Linked DNA regions of Homo sapiens: region 2 is linked to region 1. Evidence: read pairs that join two places in POLR2A ChIA-PET (ENCODE). Cell type or tissue: Panc1. All regions are shown on one strand. Each heading gives the region's core, and the rest is flanking DNA. Links, peaks and the distances in the headings are about the cores only. Region 1 overlaps LOC107986124 (a long non-coding RNA gene). Region 2 overlaps LOC124909426 (a long non-coding RNA gene).

Region 1 (5,393 bases), core at 222-5,221:
CTAATAATGTTGATCACTGTTTCATTTGCTTAATAGACATCTATATATCTTCTTTGAAAAAATGTTTATTCAGATCCTTTATTCATTTTTAATTGGGTTGTCTTTTTATTATTGAGCTGTGTTCTTTATATATTCTAGATACAAGTTTCTTATCAAATATATGATTTGCAAATATTTTCACCCATTCTGTGGGATTTTTTTTCACTTTCTTGAGAGTGTCCTTTGAGGCAGAAAGGTTTTCGATTTAGATGAAGTATAATGTATCTATTTTTCCTCTTGTTGTTCATGCTGTTGGTGTCTTATTTTAAAATCTATTGCCAAATACAAAGTCATGAAGATTTACCCTGTGTTTTCTCTTCAGAGTTTTAGGTTTGGGACTCACATTTAGGTCTTTGATCCATTTTGAGTCAATTTTTGTATATGGCAAGATGTAAGTGTTCAAGTACATTCTTTTGCATTAGGGTATTCCATTGTTTCAGCATCATTTGTTAAAGAGATTATTCCTTCCCTGTTGAATGTACCTGGCACCCTTATTAAAAATTAGTTAACCATAGACACATGGGGTTTATTTCTGGACTTTCAATTCTATTCTGTTGAATCTTACGCTGGTACCACATGGTCTTGATTACTGTAGGTTTGTAGTAAGTTTTGAAGCTAGGAAATGCAAGCCTTCCAACTTCATTCTTCTTTTTCAAAATCTTCTTGCCATTTTGGGTCACTTGAGTTTCCACATTAATTTTTAGATCCATTTGTCAAAATCTATAAAGAATCTAGGGATTGACTTGAATCTGTAGAACAATTTGGAGAGTATTGCCATCTTATACCATATGCGATCCATGAACATGGGATGTCCTTCCATTTTTAAGTTCTTCAATTTTTTTCAACCAAGCTTTGTAGTTTTCTGAGTATAAGTTTTACACATTACATTGTGATATTGTGATATACATATATAAATATATTTATATATATATATATATATATATATAGTTTTTGTCCTATTTCCTGACATACAACTCCTAAAACCCTCAGAATCTCCAGCGTGATAAGGATGTCTTTTGTATGCTAATGAGATGACTGGTGGATAGCAGCCCCTAAGTAGTTTGAAGATGTGGGGGTGATCACAGGAAAAACATGGGCATGATTAGAGGGTTGGGACTTTTCAGCCCCACCCCCAACCTCCAAAGAGGGGAGAGAAGCTGAAGGTTAAGTTGATCAACAGTGACCAACAATTTAATCAACCATGTCTATGTAATGAAGCTTCTATTAAAAATGTAGAAAGACTGGGTTCAGGGAGCTTCTAGATAGCTAAACATATGGAGGTTCCTGGAGGGTGTCATGCCTGGAGAGGGCATGAAACTGCCGCACACCTTTCCACATACCTCACTCTACATATACTTCATTTGGCTGTTCATCTGTGTTCTTTTTAATGTCCTTTATACTAAACCAGCAAATGTGGGAAAGTGCTTCCCTGAGTTCTGGTGAGCCATCCTAGCAAATTAATTGACCCCAAGGAGGGAGGTCATGGCAATCCTGGTTTGTAGTCAGGGTTCCAGGTATCTGAATTGGAGGTAGTTTTGTGGGGCTGAGCCCTCTATCTGTGGAATCTAACACTATCTCTAGGTAAACAGAGTCAGAATTTAATTGAATTAGAGAACGTCTAACTGGTGCCCACTAGAGAATCTGGCCGAAATTTGCTTGGTGGATTGGTAGGGAGAAATCCTTATATATTTGTTCACAGAAGAATTCTGTGTTGTATTGTAAGAGTACAGTGGGGGAAAATGATAATGTTTTTTCAATACCCTTACACACTTCTTTTTGTTTATTTGTAAGCATTTTATTCCTTTAGATGCTATTACAAATTGAATTGTTTTCATTATTTTATTTTCAGATTGTTCATTGCAAGCATATAGAAATACAACTAAGTTTTGTACAGTCATGCATCACTTAAACGCAGGGATACATTCTGAGAAATGTGATGTTAGGTGATTTTGTCATTGTGTGAACACCTTAGAGTGTACTTACACAAATCTGAATGATTTAGCCTACTACACATCTAAACTATATGGTACAATATAGCCTATTGCTCCTAGGCTACAAACCCATACTGCATGTTACTATACTGAAAACTGTAGGTGATTGTAACACAATGGTATTTGTGTATGTAAACATAACTAAACATAGAAAAGGGGCAGTAAAAATATATTACAACGGATAAGATATGGTACCCCTGTATAAGGCACTTACCATCAATGGAGCTACCAGGACTGGAAGTTGCTCTGGGCAAGTCAGTGAGTGAGTGGTGAGTGGATGTGAAGGCCTCGGGCACTACTGTGCACTACTGTAGACTTTATGAGCACTGTACATTCAAGTTACACTAAATTCATTTTTAAAATATTTAAAATATTTAAATATGTAAAATAAAAATATTTAAAATATTAAATATGTAAAATAAAAATATTTAAAATATTTAAATATGTAAAATAAAAATATTTAAAATATTTAAATATTTAAAATAAAAATATTTAAAATATTTAAATATTTAAAATAAAAATATTTAAAATATTTAAATATTTAAAATAAAAATATTTAAAATAAAAAAATTAAATATTTAAATATTTTAAATAAATTAAACTTACCTATCTTTTTTAATGTATAAACTTAATTTTCTTTTAACTTTTTAACTTATAATAACACAGACTAAAACACAAATACATTGTTCAGCTGTATAAAAATATTGTCTATTATTCTATAAGTATTTTTCTATTTTAAAATGATTTTATTTTCTTTTTACTATTTAAACTTTTTTGTTAAAAATGAAGAACACGCACACACATTAGCCTAAGCTAACACAGGGCCAAGATCATCAACATCACCATCTTCCACCTCCACATTCTGTCCCACTGGAAGGTGTTCAGCTTTATGACACATAGAGCTGTCATTTCCTGTGTGATGACAGTGTCTTCTTCTGGATACCTCCTGAAGGACTTGTCTGAGACTGTTTTACAGCAGCTATTTTTTTTTAAATAAGTAGAAGGAGTACATGCTAAAAACCACAATTAAAATAGAATATAGTAAATAAAGCAGTAGCATAATCGTTTATTATCATTATCAAACACTATGTTCTGTACATAACTGTGTGTGCTGGACTTTGAAATGACTGGAAGCACGGCAGGTTTGTTTTCGCCAGCATCACCATAGGCAGGTGAGTAATGCATTGTGCTACTACATTACGACAGCTACGACGTCACTAGGCAGTAGGAATTTTTCAGCTCCACTATAATCTTATGGGACCCTCATCGTATATGCGATCCATTGTTAACCAAATGTTTTTGTGTGGCACATTACTGTATATTCATTTATCTTGTATCCTGCAAACTTGCTGAACTCTTTTATTAGTTCTAATAGTTTTTTAGTGGATTTCTTAGAATTTCCTACATACAAGTTATGTGATCTGTGAATAAAGATAGCATTACTTCTTCCTTTCCAATCTGGATGCTTCTTATTTATTTTTCTTCACTTACTGCCCTGACTAGAATCACATTTATGTTTCAGTTTATTTCTAAGTTTTTGTTGCTATGAGAGATAGAATATACCCCTTTATATCTTATGATTATTTCTATTATATGGAAAATCTGTTTAATTTACTGAACATTTCTTGATTCTAATAGTTTTTATATTATTTTCTTAAATTTGAGGAGTTAAAATTATACTTGTAAAAATGGTTCTTATCTATATTATTAATATTTACAGCTTAAATAATTTTCTAGACTCATTTCATTGTCTAGGATCTCAAATACAATATGAAATAGTGACAGATGAGGCAGGAATCTTTATTTTATTCCCAAAAGGATGTGTTTCCTTTGAATAATAGTCCATTGCTACACATTATTGAGCTCTTATTATATGCTAGGAGCTTTGCATACATTAATATTAAATCCTCCTTATGACTGTGAAGTGGGTTCCATTGTGAGCCACAGTTTCAGATGAGGAAGCAAAGGTACAAAGTTTAGGTTAAGTAAGTTGCCCACAGTTACGCATCTGGGTGCAGAGCTGGGATTTGAATACAGAACTGAGTACGTCACTCTTGCATGTGACTCTGGCTTACCCCCTGTAATTCAGAGACCTGAAGCCAGGGTCCAGACATGTCTAAGAGGGCCACCAAAAGGCTTCAAGCAGCCCCATGAGCCCCTTGAAAATCTGTACAAAATTTTCAATGCATGTCCACAAATTTATTTTTGTGTGTATAACATCCAGGTTCCCCACTGGATTTTCAAAGGCATTTAATACCACTCAAGTCTTTCCCTGAAAGTATAGTGATGCCTGTTGGGTTCTGGTAAAATTCCTTTTGTTTCATTAAGGATATTTTATTCCTAACCAGCAAAAGCTTTTTATACTAAATATGGTATTACATTATGAAATACTTATTCAGAACCTTTTGAGGCGCTAATCTCTTGCTTTGCCTAATAATCTAATGACCAGCAGTAATGGATCTTGCAAGAATGATCCATGTCTACAATCCCTGGACAAGCCTTGTTTTGTTTTATTGTCCTGGTGGATTCTTCATATTCTATATGAACTCAAAAATATCTGAGTTAGGACTCAATCAATTTAGAAAAAGTTTATTTTGCCAAGGTTAAGAACACACACCTGTGACACAGCCTCAGGAGGTCTTGATGATAAGTAAACTTAAAGGGGGAGGTGGAGGCTTCCAGGTCACAGGTAGGTTTTTTTGTTTTGTTTTGTTTTGTTTTGTTTTGTTTTGTTTTTGACAGAATCTCGCACTGTCACCCGGAGTGGAGTGCAGTGGCATGATGTTGGCTCACTGCAACCTCCACCTACTGGGTTCAAGCAATTCTCCTGCCCCAGCCTCCCAAGTAGCTGGGATTACAGGCGCCCCCACATCATGCCCAGCTAATTTTTTGTATTTTTAGTAGAGATGGGGTTTCACCACGTTGGCCAGGCTAGTCTTGAACTCCTGACCTTGTGATTTGCCCGCCTCAGCCTCCCAAAGTGTTGGGATTGCAGGTGTGAGCCACCACACCCAGTCATAGGTAGTTTAAGAATTTTCTGACTGCTAATTGCTTGAAAGAGTTATTTCCAATAGAAAGGAATGTCTGGGTTACTATAAGAGGTTGTGGAGACCTAGGTTTTATGACACAGATGAAGCCTCCAAGTAGCAGCCTTCAGAGAGAATTGGTAAATATTTCTCATCAGACACTAAGGTCTATGTTGATGTTAACATTGGTCACCTTTTCCTGAATTCCAAAAGAGAGGCAGGTATAAAGAGGCATGTCCCACCACCCCTCTTCCCATCATGGCCTAAACAAGTTTTTCAGGTTAACTTTGGAATACCTTTGGCCAAGAGGAGGGTTCCATTCAGATGGTTGGGGGGA
Region 2 (5,393 bases), core at 338-5,337, 63 kb before region 1:
CAAACTAGGAAAAATATTTGCAAAATATGACAAAGTAAATATTGTTAATTTACAAAAAATATTTCAAATTAATAAATGGACAATCAACACCAAATGAGCATAGAATATGAAAAAGCAATTCTCAGAAATAGGAAGAAAGGAGAGAAAGAAGGAAGGAAATAAAACAATACTCAATCTTAGAAGTAATCAAAGAAATGCAAATTAATGCAACATTTAGACATTTTTTTAAAAGAGCACACCAGTACAATAGTATGATGGTGAACAACCAGGGTCTATTATTATTGGCTGGAGTCTGTGTTAAATTGGTTGTAAAACCTTTTCAATTTTATGTCTTCTGTGGAAAACCAATAAAACACAAAGGAAGTCACTAAGAGATGAAAGAAGGGACAAAAAAGTTACAAGATCCATAAAACAACTAAAATATCAAGTCCTTCCCTATAAATAATTACTTTAAATGTAAACAAATTAAACTCCACAAACAAAATATACAGATTGGGTTGGGCGCAGCATATCATACCTGTAACATCAGCATGTAGGGAGGTCAAGGCAGGAACATTGCTTTAGCCCAGGAGTTTGAGACCAGCCCTGGTAACATAGTGAGACTGCCATTACTATAAAAATTTTTAAAAATTAGCCAGGTGTGGTGGTGCACACTTGTAGTCACAGCTACTGGGGAGGCTAGGTGTGAGGATTGCTTGAGCCTGGGAGATTCAGGCTGCAGTGAGCCACAGTCTCACCACTGCACTCCATCCTGGGCAACAGTTGATCAAGACCCTGTCTCAAAAAAAAAAATAGATTTGCTAAATGTATTCAAAAACAGGATACAATTATATGCTGTCTACAAGAAACTCACTTTAGATCTGAAAATATAATAGCCTAAAAATGAAAGGATAGAAAAAAGATTTCATACAAATGGTAATCAAAAGACAACAGGAATTGCTACACCAATATCTGGCAAAAGAGACTTTAAATCAAAAACTGTTACAGGAGACAAAAAAAGATATTGTATAATGGTAAAAGGGTCAATTTACCAAAAATACATAATAACAAAAAATATTTAGGTACCAAACCAGAGAGCTCCTAAACATATAAAGCAAACTAACAGAACTGAAGGGAGATAGACAGAAACACAATAATAGTAGGAGACTTCCATACCTCACATTCAATAATGGATAGAATAACTAAGCAGAAGATCAATAATGAGATAGAAGACTGAAACATTTTACACCAATTGGACCTAACGGACATACAGAGAAGATTCCACCCAACAACAGCAGAGTACACAATCTTCTCAAGTGTTCAGGGAACATTTTCCAGGAAAGGCAACATATAAGGTCACAAAATAACTCTTAACAAATTCAAAAAGGTTGAAATTACACAAAATATCCTTTTTCGATCACAAGGAAATTAAACTAGAAATCAATAGCACAAGGAAAATTGGAAACTCCACAAACGTGTAAATAAATTAACACAGTCTTGAACAGCCGATAGGTCAAAGAAGAGGTCACAGTGGAAATTAGAAAATACCTTGGGACAAGTGAAAATGAAAACACAACATACCAAAACTTATGGGCTACAGCAATAGCAGTGCTAAGAGGGAAGTTGATAGCAATACATGCCTTATATTAAAAAGAAGAAATATCTCAAATAAACAACCTAACTTTACATCTCAAGAAAGCAGAAAAAGAACAACTAAAGCTAAAGCTAAGAGAAGAAAGGAAATAAAGATTATAGCATAAATGATTAAAATAGAGAATAGAAGTGAAATCAATGAAACCAGATTCGGTTTCAAAAAAAAAAAATCAACAAAATGGACAACCCCTTAGTTAAATTAAGAAAGAAAGAGACGTGACTCAACTAACTAAAATCGGAAGTCACAGAAAGGACATTACAACTGATGCCACAGAAATAAAAAGGATTATAAGAGAATACTAAGAACAATTATATTTCCACAAACTTGATAACCTAAAGAAATGAACACATTCCTAGAAACACACAACCTACCAAGACTGAACCATGAAGAAACGAAAAGTCTGAACAGACCAATAACAAGCACGGAAATTGAATCAGTAATCAAATACCTTCCAACAAAGAAAAGTCCAGGACCAGATGGCTTCACTGGAGAATTCTACAGAATATTTAAAAATAATTAACACCAATCCTCCTGAAACTATTCCAAAAAATTAAAGAGGAGGGAATACTTAGGTTACTTTACAGGTCAGCATAACCCTGATACCAAATCCAGACAAAGACACTGCAAGAAAAGAAAACTGTGTTTTTTGGCTGCATAAATGTCTTCTTTTGAGAAGTGTCTGTTCATGTCCTTTGCCCACTTTTTGATGGAGTTGTTTGTTTTTTTCTTGTAAATTTGTTTGAGTTCATTGTAGATTCTGGATATTAGCTCTTTGTCGATGAGTAGGTTGCAAAAATTTTCTCCCATTTTGTAGGTTGCCTGTTTACTCTGATGGTAGTTTCTTTTGCTGTGCAGAGGCTCTTTAGTTTAATTAGATCCCATTTGTCAATTTTGTCTTTTGTTGCCATTGCTTTTGGTGTTTTAGACATGAAGTCCTTGCCCATGCCTATGTCCTGAATGGTAATGCCTAGGTTTTCTTCTAGGGTTTTTATGGTTTTAGGTCTAACATTTAAATCTTTAATCCATCTTGAATTAATTTTTCTATAAGGTGTAAGGAAGGGATCCAGCTTTCTACATATGGCTAGCCAGTTTTCCCAGCACCATTTATTAAATAGGGAATCCTTTCCCCATTTCTTGTTTTTCTCAGGTTTGTCAAAGATCAGATAGTTGTAGATATGCGGCGGTATTTCTGAGGGCTCTATTCTGTTCCATTGATCTATATCTCTGTTTTGGTACCAGTACCATGCTGTTTTGGTTACTCTAGCCTTGTAGTATAGTTTGAAGTCAGGTAGCGCAGGAAAAAATGCTCACCATCACTGGCCATCAGAGAAATGCAAATCAAAACCACAATGAGATACCATCTCACACCAGTTAGAATGGCAATCATTAAAAAGTCAGGAAACAACAGGTGCTGGAGAGGATGTGGAGAAATAGGAACACTTTTACACATTGGTGGGACTGTAAACTAGTTCAACCATTGTGTGGCGATTCCTCAGGGATCTAGAACTAGAAATACCATTTTACCCAGCCATCCCATTACTGGGTATATACCCAAAGGACTATAAATCATGCTGCTATAAAGACACATGCACACGTATGTTTATTGCGGCTCTATTCACAATAGCAAAGACTTGGAACCAACCCAAATGTCCAACAATGATAGACTGGATTAAGAAAATGTGGCACATATACACCATGGAATACTATGCAGCCATAAAAAATGATGAGTTCATGTCCTTTGTAGGGACATGGATGAAATTGGAAATCATCATTCTCAGTAAACTATCACAAGAACAAAAAACCAAACACCGCATATTCTCACTCATAGGTGGGAATTGAACAATGAGAACACATAGACACAGGAAGGGGAACATCACACTCTGGGGACTGTTGTGGGGTGGGGGGAGGGGGGAGGGATAGCATTAGGAGATATACCTAATGCTAAATGACGAGTTAATGGGGCAGCACACCAGCATGGCACATGTATACATATGTAACTAACCTGCACATTGTGCACATGTACCCTAAAACTTAAAGTATAATAATAAAAAAAAATAAAAAATATAAAAAAAAAGAAAAGAAAACTGCTGACCAATGTCCTTGATGAATGTAGATGCCAAAATCCTCAGCAAAATACTGGCAAACAATATTCAAAGCACATTAAGATTATACACCATGACCTAAATAAAGTGGAATTTATTCCTAGAATGCAAGGATGATTTAACTTATGAAAACGAATCAAAGTTATAACACATTAACAGAATGAAGAACAAAAGCCACATGATCATTTCAATTGTTGCAGAAAAAACGTTTAACAAGAGTCAACATCCCTTCATGATAAAAACACTCCACAATATAGGAATAGAAGTAAATCACCTCAACATACTAAAGGCAGTTTATACAAGCCCATAGCTAACATCATACTCAACAGTGAAAAACTGAAAGCTTTCCCTCTAAGATCAGGAATGAGGCAAGGATCTCCCCTCTCACTACTTCTATTAAATATGGCATTGGAAGTCCTGGCCAGAGCAATTGGATAGTAAAAATATATAAAGGGCATCCAATTGAAAAGGAAGAAATAAAATTATCTCTGCTCACGGATGGCATGTTTTTTTATGTAGAAAACCCAGAAGCTTTCACACACAGAAAAACTATTAGAATTAATAGACAAATTCAGCAAGGTTGCAGGATTTTAAATCAGCAAACAAAAATCTTGCATTTCTATACAGCAATAGTGAACAACTTGAAAAAGGAAATTAAAAAAAATCCTATTTACAACAGCATTGAAAGAATGACATATTTAGTAATAAATCTACTCTAAAGAAGGAGAAAGACTTGTACACTAAAAACTGTAAAATATTGCTGGAAGAAATTAAGGAAGACTAAATACATAGAAAGATAGTTTGTGTTCTTAAGTTGGAAGACAATATTGTTAAGATATCTGTACTACCCAAAGTGATCTACAGATTCAATGCAACCCTTATCAAAATCCCAAAGGCATTGTTTGCAGAAATAGAAAAAGTCATTCTAAAATTAATGTGAAATCTCAAGAGATTCCAAATAGCTGAAACAATATTTTAAAAGAAGAACAAAGCTGGACTCACAAGCCCTGATATTCCTGATGTTAAAACATACTGCAAAGCTCCAGTAATCAAAACTGTGTGTTATCAACATAAAAACAGACAAATAGACCAATGGAATAGAAGAGAGGACCCCAAATGAACACTCGTGTATGGTCAAATGAACTTCAGCAAGGGTACTAAGATCATTCAATGGAGAAGGGAAAGTATTTTCAAGAAATCACATTAAGGAAAAAAACTGGATATCCACCTGCAAAATAATAAATTTGGACCCTTATAGCATATACAAAAATTAAGGTAAAATGGATTAAAGATGTAATACCTAAAACTATAAAACTAGAGTAAACTACAGGGGAAAATCTTCATGACATTGTACTTGGCATGATTTCTTGGATAATGACACCACAAGTACAGGCAACAAAAGCAAAAATAGGCAAATGGGACTGTGTTAAACTTTGCAAATGTTTATCGAAGGATAAGATCAACAGAGTGAACAGGCAAATCATATATCTGATAAGGGGTTAATAGCCAGAATTTACAAAAGAACTGTTATAACTCAACAACAAGAAATCAACCAGGTTTAAAAATGATCAAAAGACTTGAATAGATATTTCTCCTAACATTATTTACCAATGGCCAAGAAACAAATGAAAAGATGGCAACATCTCTAATCATCAGAG

What was found. ChIA-PET counts read pairs that join two places held together with the same protein. Peaks named below come from ENCODE experiments on the same cell type or tissue, not always from the same donor. Only the 100,000 strongest peaks of a DNase experiment are listed, where the experiment ranks them.
Region 2: POLR2A ChIA-PET joins it to region 1 with 6 read pairs; 2 of 35 experiments call an interaction of 5 or more read pairs at or near these places.

Annotation. Positions count from the first base shown.
Region 1 is chr3:126,281,491-126,286,883 of GRCh38, forward strand. All of the region lies in intron 2 of LOC107986124 (a long non-coding RNA gene), which reads left to right. Among named protein-coding and RNA genes, the nearest start is that of KLF15, 73 kb to the right of the region's middle. In Panc1, for the core only: no CTCF peak of the experiment used is centred there; a DNase peak (open chromatin) is centred at 3,041.
Region 2 is chr3:126,218,636-126,224,028 of GRCh38, forward strand. All of the region lies in intron 1 of LOC124909426 (a long non-coding RNA gene), which reads left to right. Among named protein-coding and RNA genes, the nearest start is that of ALDH1L1, 41 kb to the left of the region's middle. In Panc1, for the core only: no CTCF peak of the experiment used is centred there; no DNase peak of the experiment used is centred there; H3K27me3 peaks cover 695 bases.